Linked DNA regions of Homo sapiens: region 2 is linked to region 1. Evidence: read pairs that join two places in POLR2A ChIA-PET (ENCODE). Cell type or tissue: Panc1. All regions are shown on one strand. Links, peaks and the distances in the headings refer to the core of each region. The heading gives the core; the rest is flanking DNA. Region 1 holds the start of LOC124904029 (a long non-coding RNA gene). Region 2 has its middle 29 kb from the start of WFIKKN2.

The links. ChIA-PET counts read pairs that join two places held together with the same protein. Peaks named below come from ENCODE experiments on the same cell type or tissue, not always from the same donor. Only the 100,000 strongest peaks of a DNase experiment are listed, where the experiment ranks them.
Region 2: POLR2A ChIA-PET joins it to region 1 with 11 read pairs; 5 of 35 experiments call an interaction of 5 or more read pairs at or near these places.

What each region holds. Positions count from the first base shown.
Region 1 is chr17:50,951,210-50,955,596 of GRCh38, forward strand. It overlaps LOC124904029 (a long non-coding RNA gene), which reads right to left and starts at 322. Exons shown (of 2, transcript XR_007065849.1): 1 at 1-322. RefSeq lists enhancers at 471-972, 2,673-3,872, 2,684-3,364, 3,365-4,045. In Panc1, for the core only: no CTCF peak of the experiment used is centred there; no DNase peak of the experiment used is centred there; H3K27ac peaks cover 550 bases.
Region 2 is chr17:50,804,519-50,808,905 of GRCh38, forward strand. No RefSeq gene overlaps it. Among named protein-coding and RNA genes, the nearest start is that of WFIKKN2, 29 kb to the right of the region's middle. RefSeq lists a silencer at 1,649-1,870. In Panc1, for the core only: no CTCF peak of the experiment used is centred there; no DNase peak of the experiment used is centred there.

The sequences.
Region 1 (4,387 bases), core at 1-4,000:
AGGTCAGGAGTTCCAGACCAGCCTGGCCAACATAGTGAAACCCCGTCTCTACTAGAAATACAAAAATTAGCCATGCCTGTAGTCCCAGCTACTCCGGAGACTGAGGCAGGAGAACCGCTTGAACCCAGGAGGCGGAGGTTGCAGCGAGCTGAGATGTGCCACTGCACTCCAGCTTGGGCGACAGAGCCAGACTCCATCTCAAAAATAAATAAATAAATAAATAAAATAAAAAAGAATTAAATGATAGAATGGACATGAAGACCCTATCACGTAAGAAATGCTCGGGCCGGGCGCGGTGGCTCACGCCTGTAATCCCAGCACTTTGGAAGGCCGAGGCAGGCGGATCACGAGGTCAGGAGATCGAGACCATCCTGGCTAACATGGCGAAACTCCATCTCTACTAAAAATACAAAAAAATTAGCCGGGCGTGGTGGCGGGAGCCTGTAGTCCCAGCTACTCGGGAGGCTGAGGCAGGAGAATGGCGTGAACCCAGGAGGCGGAGCTTGCAGTGAGCTGAGATCGTACCACTGCACTCCAGGCTGGGTGACAGAGCGAGACTCCGTCTCAAAAAAAAAGAAATGCTCAATGGGTATGGATTATTAGAAATCATCCAGTCCAATGCTCTCATTTTATAAGCAGGGAAACTGAGGCCCACGTGTCTTTACAACATGCTACAAAGCCAGGGACTTGGAAGTTCCTGAAATCTTGAAGCTCTTCCACTCCCCTCCTCCACCATCACGGCATTCTAGAACTCAGAACAAAAGGCCAGCTCTTGAGTCCTCTGGGCCCCTTCCTCTGCTTTCAGGGGCAGGTATGCTTGGGTAAGTGTGGTGGTCACTCAGTCACAGGAAGTATGTTCTGGGATGGGACAACCACAGCTGGTATCCAGCCAGCTGAGTCAGGGCCACCCATCTGCAAGGTGATGAGTGAGGCTCGGCACGTGGGCTGGCACAGCTGCCCACCTCAGGGCACACAGGGGCGTGCTCACATGGCAGCTGTCCAAAAAGGGCAGATGTCTCTGCCTTTGGCAATCCCGCCTTCACCTCCCTCTCCCCACACACACCGCACCCCAGTCACAGGGTGATCACACAGGGGTCAGAGGAAGGAGGGCAGGCTGATTCAGCCTCTTCCCATCTGGTTCTGCTTCCCTGTGGGCAGGTGTCCTTAATATTCTCTCCATGAATGAGCACCTGGTACCCACAAACTCCTTGAAATTGAAGGTAGGAGCCTTGTTCCAGGATAAGGATCATATAGCTGTCATCAGATTTCAAAAAGGATTTTACTCCCAAAAAGGCAATAGGAAGAAAAGCAAGTGGGCTGGGCGTGGTGGCTCATGCCTATAATCCCAGCACTTTGGGAGGCCGAGGCAGGTGGATCACCTGAGGTCAGGAGTTCGAGACCAGCCTGGCCAACATGGTGAAACCCCACCTCTACTAAAAATACAAAAATTAGCCAGGCATGGTGGCACGAGCCTGTAACCCCAGCTGCTTGGGAGGCTAAGGCAGGAGAATCACTTGAACCTGGGAGGCAGAGGTTGCAGTGAGCTGAGATCATGCCACTGCACTCCAGCCTGGGCAACACAGTGAGACTCTGTCTCACAAAAAAAAAAAAAAAGAAAAGAAAAGCAAGTGGACAGGCTTTAGAATTGGATGATCCAGGTTCAAACAAGGGCCCATCCTGGAGTCCTTGGCACTTACTGTCTACGACAATGGTTCTCAAGTAGGGACGATTTTGCCCCCTAGGAACATGTCTGGAGAAATTGGGTATGCTACCGGCATTTAGTGGGCAGAGGCCAAGGATGCTGCTATGTATCCTATAATGCACAGGGCAGGCCACACAGCAAAGAAGCACCCAGCCTCACATGTCAGTACTAGTGAGGTTGAGAACCGCTGGTTGAGGTGTCCTGTCAAATGGGGAAATCTGTGCCCCACAGCCGCCTTGGGGATTAAGGCAGGCAATGGATGAGGAACCCAGGACTGGGCCCAGCACACACTCCACAGTTGCATGGGATTCTCCTCTCCTAAGGACTTTTTGGCCTGGGACATGGTAGCTAGCGGGCAGAGGTGGAGTAGGCACATATTTTGGCTTTCACGAGAGAACTTTCTGAAATGATCTTGATGCTCCTGTCCCACCCAGCTCATGGCACAGTTTCTCTAGAACAATCCCATGCTCATTTATCAACAAGGAAAACCCAGGCATGGTGGCTCACACCTGTAATCCCAGCACTTTGGGAATCTGAGATAGGAGGATCACTTGAGCTCAGGAGTTCGAGACCAGCCTGGGCAACATGGCGAAACACTGATTCTGCAAAAAATAAAAAAAAAATTAGCTGGGTGTGGTGGTGTGTGCCTGTAGTCCCAGCTGCCCGGAGGGCTGATGTAGGTGGATAGCTCCAGCCTGGGAGGTTGAGGCTGCAGTGAACTATGATTGTGTCACTGCACTCCAGCCTGGGCGACAGAGGGGAGACCCTGTCCCAAGAAACAAAAAAAAAAAAAGAAAGAAAGAAAGAAAGAAAGAAAAAGTGGGCTCTGGAAGGAGCCAGCCACCGTTGCCCTCTGGGCACTCACCATCTCACCCCTCAGGCTCCAACAGGGTTCCACGTGACCAATCCCCGAGGGGAGAGGAGACTGCGGAGAGGATGGGAGGCAAAGCACCTCCTTCAAGCTCCAGGGAGGCAGGAGGATTTGTTTAGGAGTGGCCCTGTGCAGAGGTAGGGGCATGGCTGAGAACACCTTGGGAGGTGGTGTGAAGCTGAGTCCAGGAGCCGCCAGCCCTCCCTGCCACTCAGCTCAGGGGTCACTTGGGTAGCTTCAGCCTCAACAGCCGTGGAGTCAAGTGTCTCCTCTACAAAAATAATTCCCAAATAAGTCACTGCCTTCACCCCTGGGACTGGCTGGTGCACCCAAATTGGAGTCGCCACCCAGCCCCCTTGAGCATTGCCTTGCTGGCTGATCCAACAGAGGCAGAATTAGCTGATGAGGCTACCACAGCGGGAGGGAACTGACCTGAGGCCGCCTGGAGAGATGGGACCCCGAGGGCCCTTTCTGGCACTACTCACTTGTTGGGTCTGGGGAATTAAAACACACTCCCCCTCTCTGGGTCTCAGTTTAACAGGGAGGAGACCACCACCTTCCAAACCTCAGTGACGGCATCAGGCTGGGGGTGGTGCTGGGCCTCCTGCGTCTGTGTCTGGAGACGCAGCTGACTCCCTGACAAGCCCAGACATGCAGCTGTTCCTGCAGAGGAAGCAGCAGGAACTGGGGAAGGGCAGAGCGCTGAGGGAGGGGCAAGAGGGATGCAAGGACACCACAGTGACCGCGTGCAGCGAAGCGAGTATGAGCAGAGTCCCAATCTCCAGGTCCCCTCTCCGCGGAAGCACTTTTGTCTTTATTGGAAATTTCCTCCCATGTAACATCTGACCTCTACCTTCTCTTCTACAGATGAGCTCTGCTGTGAGTCCCAGCGGGCTGAGACACTGTGACTGCCCACCTGTCCCCAGGTGCCCCTTCTATACAGCCCCATCCCTTCCCAGGGATGCTCAGTGGCTGCGGCCACCCTTGCTTTCTGCCACTCAGCCCTTGCAGGGGCTTCACACCCCAAGAGGGGCAGTCTGGGCTGGGGCTCCTGGACTCCCTAAGGCATTATCCCATCCCCGCAAGTTGCCCGGCCGGGCCCTGAAGGAAAGGGGCCCCGGACCCAGACCCGAAGGCTGCTCACCAGAGGCTCTGCCCAGGGACTCTCACCTCTCCAGCCACTCCAACTCCCCTCCGGCTTTCCTGTCATTTCCTGATGCCACAAATCTTCTGACATCCTCCCTCTTCCCCAGTGAATTTCTTCCCCAGGCCCTTCCCTTCCTCAACCTGCTTCATACTGGACATTCCCAGCTGGTAGGATCTGCCTGTGGCTCTGCACAGGAGGCTGGGCAAGGGTGGAGAAGACTGGGGGAGCTGTCTCCCATGACCCCAGCAGAGGCGAGAGACAGAAGCTGCATCTGGGACCTGTCGGCTGCAGTTTTGGGCATTCATACCCACCTAAGCATTCTGGAACAGCCCTGAACCTGGGCATCAAACTCCCCAGGCTTGAGAATGGTGAACACTACTATTAGGCGCCCCTTCCTCCAGGCCTATGCCGACTCCCCTGTGCCCATGGAAGCTGTGTAGTCCATGCTGGCTCTGGCTCATGTGGGTGTCCGGACAGTGAGGCCGAGGCGGCAAGGGCCCTTTACTCTGTGCACTCCCAGCTCCCCATCCCAGCCAGGGCAGCCTTGACCCTCCTGCCCCCTTGCTGTGCCATGTGTCAGTTGGCTGGGATCATGCTCTTCCCCCGTCTCCATCAAGAGGATCCAACAGCATCTTGCAGCTAACACTGGGGCATGGGAGTGAGGGAA
Region 2 (4,387 bases), core at 169-4,168, 150 kb before region 1:
GGTCTCGAACTCCTAGGCTTCACGATCCTCCTGCTTCGGCCTTCCAAAGTGCTGGGATTACAAGCATGAGCCTCTGCACCTGGCCACTCATCCTTGTGTATGGAGTGGCTGGACAAAACACAAAGTCACTTAAGATAGACACTGAAGAGTCTACTTTAATTGCACATAGGGCCTTTGCCTAATGAGTCACATAATCGGGGCTCCGTGGAGTCATTAATATTTCACATCTTTTCCCATCAGCACAAAGTAAACACTATTTTAATAACCGCAATACTGCTTCTTTTTTTGGGCCCAGGAAATTGCTTGGTTCATTGTTCCATTTTAGAAAAGATTAAACAAAATTGATTTTCATAATTGTCATTCTGTACTTTTTTTTTGAGACAGAGTTTCACTCTTGTTGCCTATGCTGGAGTGTGATGGCGCAATCTCAGCTCACCGCAACCTCCACCTCCACCTCCCGGATTCAAGCGATTCTCCTGCCTCGGCCTCCCAAGTAGCTGGGATTACGGGCATGCACCACCACACCTGGCTACTTTTGTATTTTTAGTAGAGATGGGGTTTCTCCATGTTGGCCAGGCTGGTCTTGAACTCTCGACCTCAGGTGATCTGCCCGCCTTGGCCTTCCAAAGTGGTGGGATTACAGGCGTGAGCCACCGTGCCCTACAGTTTTTTTTTTTATTTTTTAGACAGAGTCTGGACAGAGTTTTGCCCTGTCATCCAGGCTAGAGTGCAGTGGTGTGATTTCGGCTCACTGCAATCTCCACCCCCCAGATTCAAGCAATTCTGCCTCAGCCTCCTGAGTAGCTGGGACTACAGGCGCACACCACCATGACCAGCTAACTTTTGTATTTTTAGTAGAGACAGGGTTTCACCATGTTGGCCAGGCTGGTCTTGAACTCCTGACCTCCAGTGATCCCCTGCCTCAGCCTCCCAAAGTGCTGGGATTACAGGTGTGAGCCACCACACCTGGACTCATTCTGTACTACTCGTCCCCAAGGGGAAATCTTATACTTTCTGATTCCACAATAAGTTCTGAGGAGGAGGTGAGGAGGGTTGCTGGTCAGACAGACACTGGGGAATCTACCTAGGAAGTGTCAATAGCCAGTTCAGCACACGCAGAAGTCCTGGCTGGACAGAGGAGGGCCCAGGTGTTCTGCATGTGGGAACACAGTCCTTAGGAACAGCTGGCTTGGAGGCGATGCTGCCTAAGCCAGCAACTTTTTCCAGGCCCCACTGGACGGCACCCAAGGACGTTATCCAGGCGAATGGTGACTCCCTGCAGGATCCATTCATTAGCCACATGGGGTGGGGGGAATGACATGGGGTGGGGGGAATCCCACAAGCCAAGGGTCAGTTACCAGGTGCAAACTGTCCAAGGAACACCTGGAGAACTTTCTTGCACTTTCTGACCTCCAGGGTCTCGACAAGCCTGGGCGTGCCCCAGAGGTCCAGTTTTTATGAATATTGGAGCTCCATGCTGTTCATCCAGGAAGCTCAAAGTTAAATGAAACACCTGGGGACCCCACAGAGTTATTATATTGTGGGGGGGTGCTAGTCTGGGCCCAGGCAGGATGCCCCATTTTCTCCACTTCAGGGAGCACCTGGGATTTGTGGTGGGAGATGGAGCTGCCCCCGTGAGGACTCTGGCTTGAAAGTGACAAAATCCAACATGAGCCAGCTTGGGCAGAAAGGGGGAATTTGCTAGAATCAACCAAAAACTTCAGCTGCACACTTGGCCGCTCCGCATGTGGGAAAGGCTGAGCTGCAGAGACCCTGCATCAGGTAGGGTTCCGGGATGGCATGGCAGCCCCACTAGGGCCACGTGGTTGGAATAGGGGGAGAAGCTGCCCCCAGGAAGAAAGGGTGTTCCCTGAAGAGGGCATGCGGCAGATCAAGAGGCAAATGTGCGCCTCACCAAGGAACTTGGCTTAGCGTTGCCAAATTTTCTCTGTGTTGGATTAGGGTCAAACTCTTGTTTGACTTGGCACAGAAGCTTGGAGGCCCGCTGGCTGCATGACTGCCTCACTCAGAGATGAGTATGGAGGGTCTAGAGGGGGCGCTGTGGGGCTCTGGCCAGAAACAGCCGAAAGTAGAAAACCATCCAAATATCCAAAAATTGATGAATGAATCAACACAATGTAGAACCTACAAACAACAGGCTGGGCGCAGTGGCTCATGCCTGTAATCCCAGCACTTTGGGAGGCCGAGGTGGGTGGATCACTTGAGGTCAGGAGTTTGAGACCAGCCTGGCCAACATGGTGAAACCCTGTCTCTACTGAAAATACAAAAATTAGCCAGGCGTGGTGGTGCACAATTGTAATCCTAGCTACTCGGGAGGCTGAGGCAGGAGAATCACTTGAACTCGGGAGGCGGAGGCTGCAGTGAGCCGAGATCGAACCACTGCACTCCAGCCTGAGTGACAGGGTGAGACTCCATCTCAAAAAAAAAAAAAAAAGAACCAACAAACAACAGAATATTATTCACCCATGTAAAGCAGTGAAGTACTGACACCCACCACAGTATAGATGAACCCTGCAAACCTCATGCTAAATGAAAGAAGCCAGACACAAAAAGGCCAATATTGTATGACTCCATTTATGTGAAATGTTTAGATAGGCAAATCCACAGAGACAGGAAGCAGATTTGCGGTTGCCAGGGGCTGTGGGGAGGGGGAATGGGAGTGATGGCTAATGGATTTCCTTTGGGGATGATGAAAAAGTTCTGGAACTAGGTAGTGGTGATGGTTGCACAACAATGTGAATGTCCTCGATGCCACTGAATTGCATACCTACAATGGTTAAAATGGTAAAATTTATATTATGTGTGTTTCATCACAATAATAAGAAAAAAGATGAGCTTCCTTCAGACAAACACATGGGAGCTTGCAGCTTGGAGACTCGGGAGAAGATGTGTGTGAGACGGTTACCCGCACAATGGGTGGGTTCCATAGCTTGGGTCAAGAGTTCAAGACCAGCCTGTGCAACATGGCAAAACCCCGTCCGTCTCTACAAAAATTAGCCAGGTATGGTAGTGCAAACCTGTAGTCCCAGCTACTTGGGAGCCTGAGATGGGAGGATGGCTTGAGCCTGGGAGCCAGAGGTTGCACCACTGCACTTCAGCCTGGGTGATAGAATCAGACCTTGACTCACTGACTCAAAAAAAAAAAAGAAAGAAAAAGAGAAAAGAAAAGAAGAAGAAGAAGAAGAGGAGGAGGAGGAGGAGGAGGCAACGAATCACAGAGGGAGAAACTGGAGTGAGGTGGTCAGGGTGCTGGGAGCCAATAGAAGCTGGAAGAGCCAGGGGCGGATTCTCTCTGTGAGCCTTGGCCCAGTGAAAATGGATTTCGGACTCTGGCCTCCAGAACTGTGAGAAAGTAAATTTCTGTTGTTTGAAGCCACTGAGTTTCTGGCAATTTGTTACAGCAGCCACCGGAAACTAATATAGTTATCATGAAACCATCATTAGTATAAAATTCTGTCTTATTAAAAATGTAAAATTAGGGCAGGCACAGTGGCTCATGCCTGTAATCCCAGCACTTTGGGAGACCGAGGTGGGCAGATTACTTGAGGTCAGAGGTTTGAGACCAGCCTGCCCGACATGGTGAAACCCCGTCTCTACTAAAAATACAAAAATTAGCCAGGCTTGATGGCAAGCACCATAATCCCAGCTATTTGGGAGGCTGAGGCAGGAAAATCACCTGAGCCTAGGAGGCGGAGCCTGCAGTGAGCTATGATCACACCACTGCACTCTAGCCTGGGTGACAGAGCAAGACCTTGTCTCAAAAAAAAAAAAAAAAAAAAAAAAAGAAAGAAAGAAAATGTAAAATAAATGTAATTTTGCTGCAAACCTTCTGGCATTTTGCATCACTCAAAACTATATTATCATACTTCTTTTAGGCAGAGAAAATATTTCATTGTTTGTGTGTATATGCATCAAAAGCACTAATAACTAAGACATTTAAAATATGCCATAATTTTAGAAACTCTGTTTTGAAATGTCTTGACTTTAAAAAATATACTGGGACCCTCAGAAAAGGGGAGTGGGCTGGGCCTTTTTTGGCTTCTGAGAGGTCCTGGCTGGTCCATGCCATGCGCCCATGGGAAGACTTCTCCACGCTGGCGCACTGATGACCATCACTAGGTGTCCTGTGCACCAAGTGAGACGGTCCCACAGGGGCTGGCCGGGCCTTCCCCAGCCACATCTGCACCACTATCCCAGCGACAACCTCAACAAAGATTCCTGGGTTCTTTCTGAGCCGCATAAGTCACCAACTCTGTCTTCTTCCCTTTCTTGCTCCCTTGCCCAACACATGCGCCTGAATCTCAAGCTCCAGAGAGTCTGCTGGTTGCCTGGGCACGGCCAGGGATCTGGGAAGATACTGAGGGAA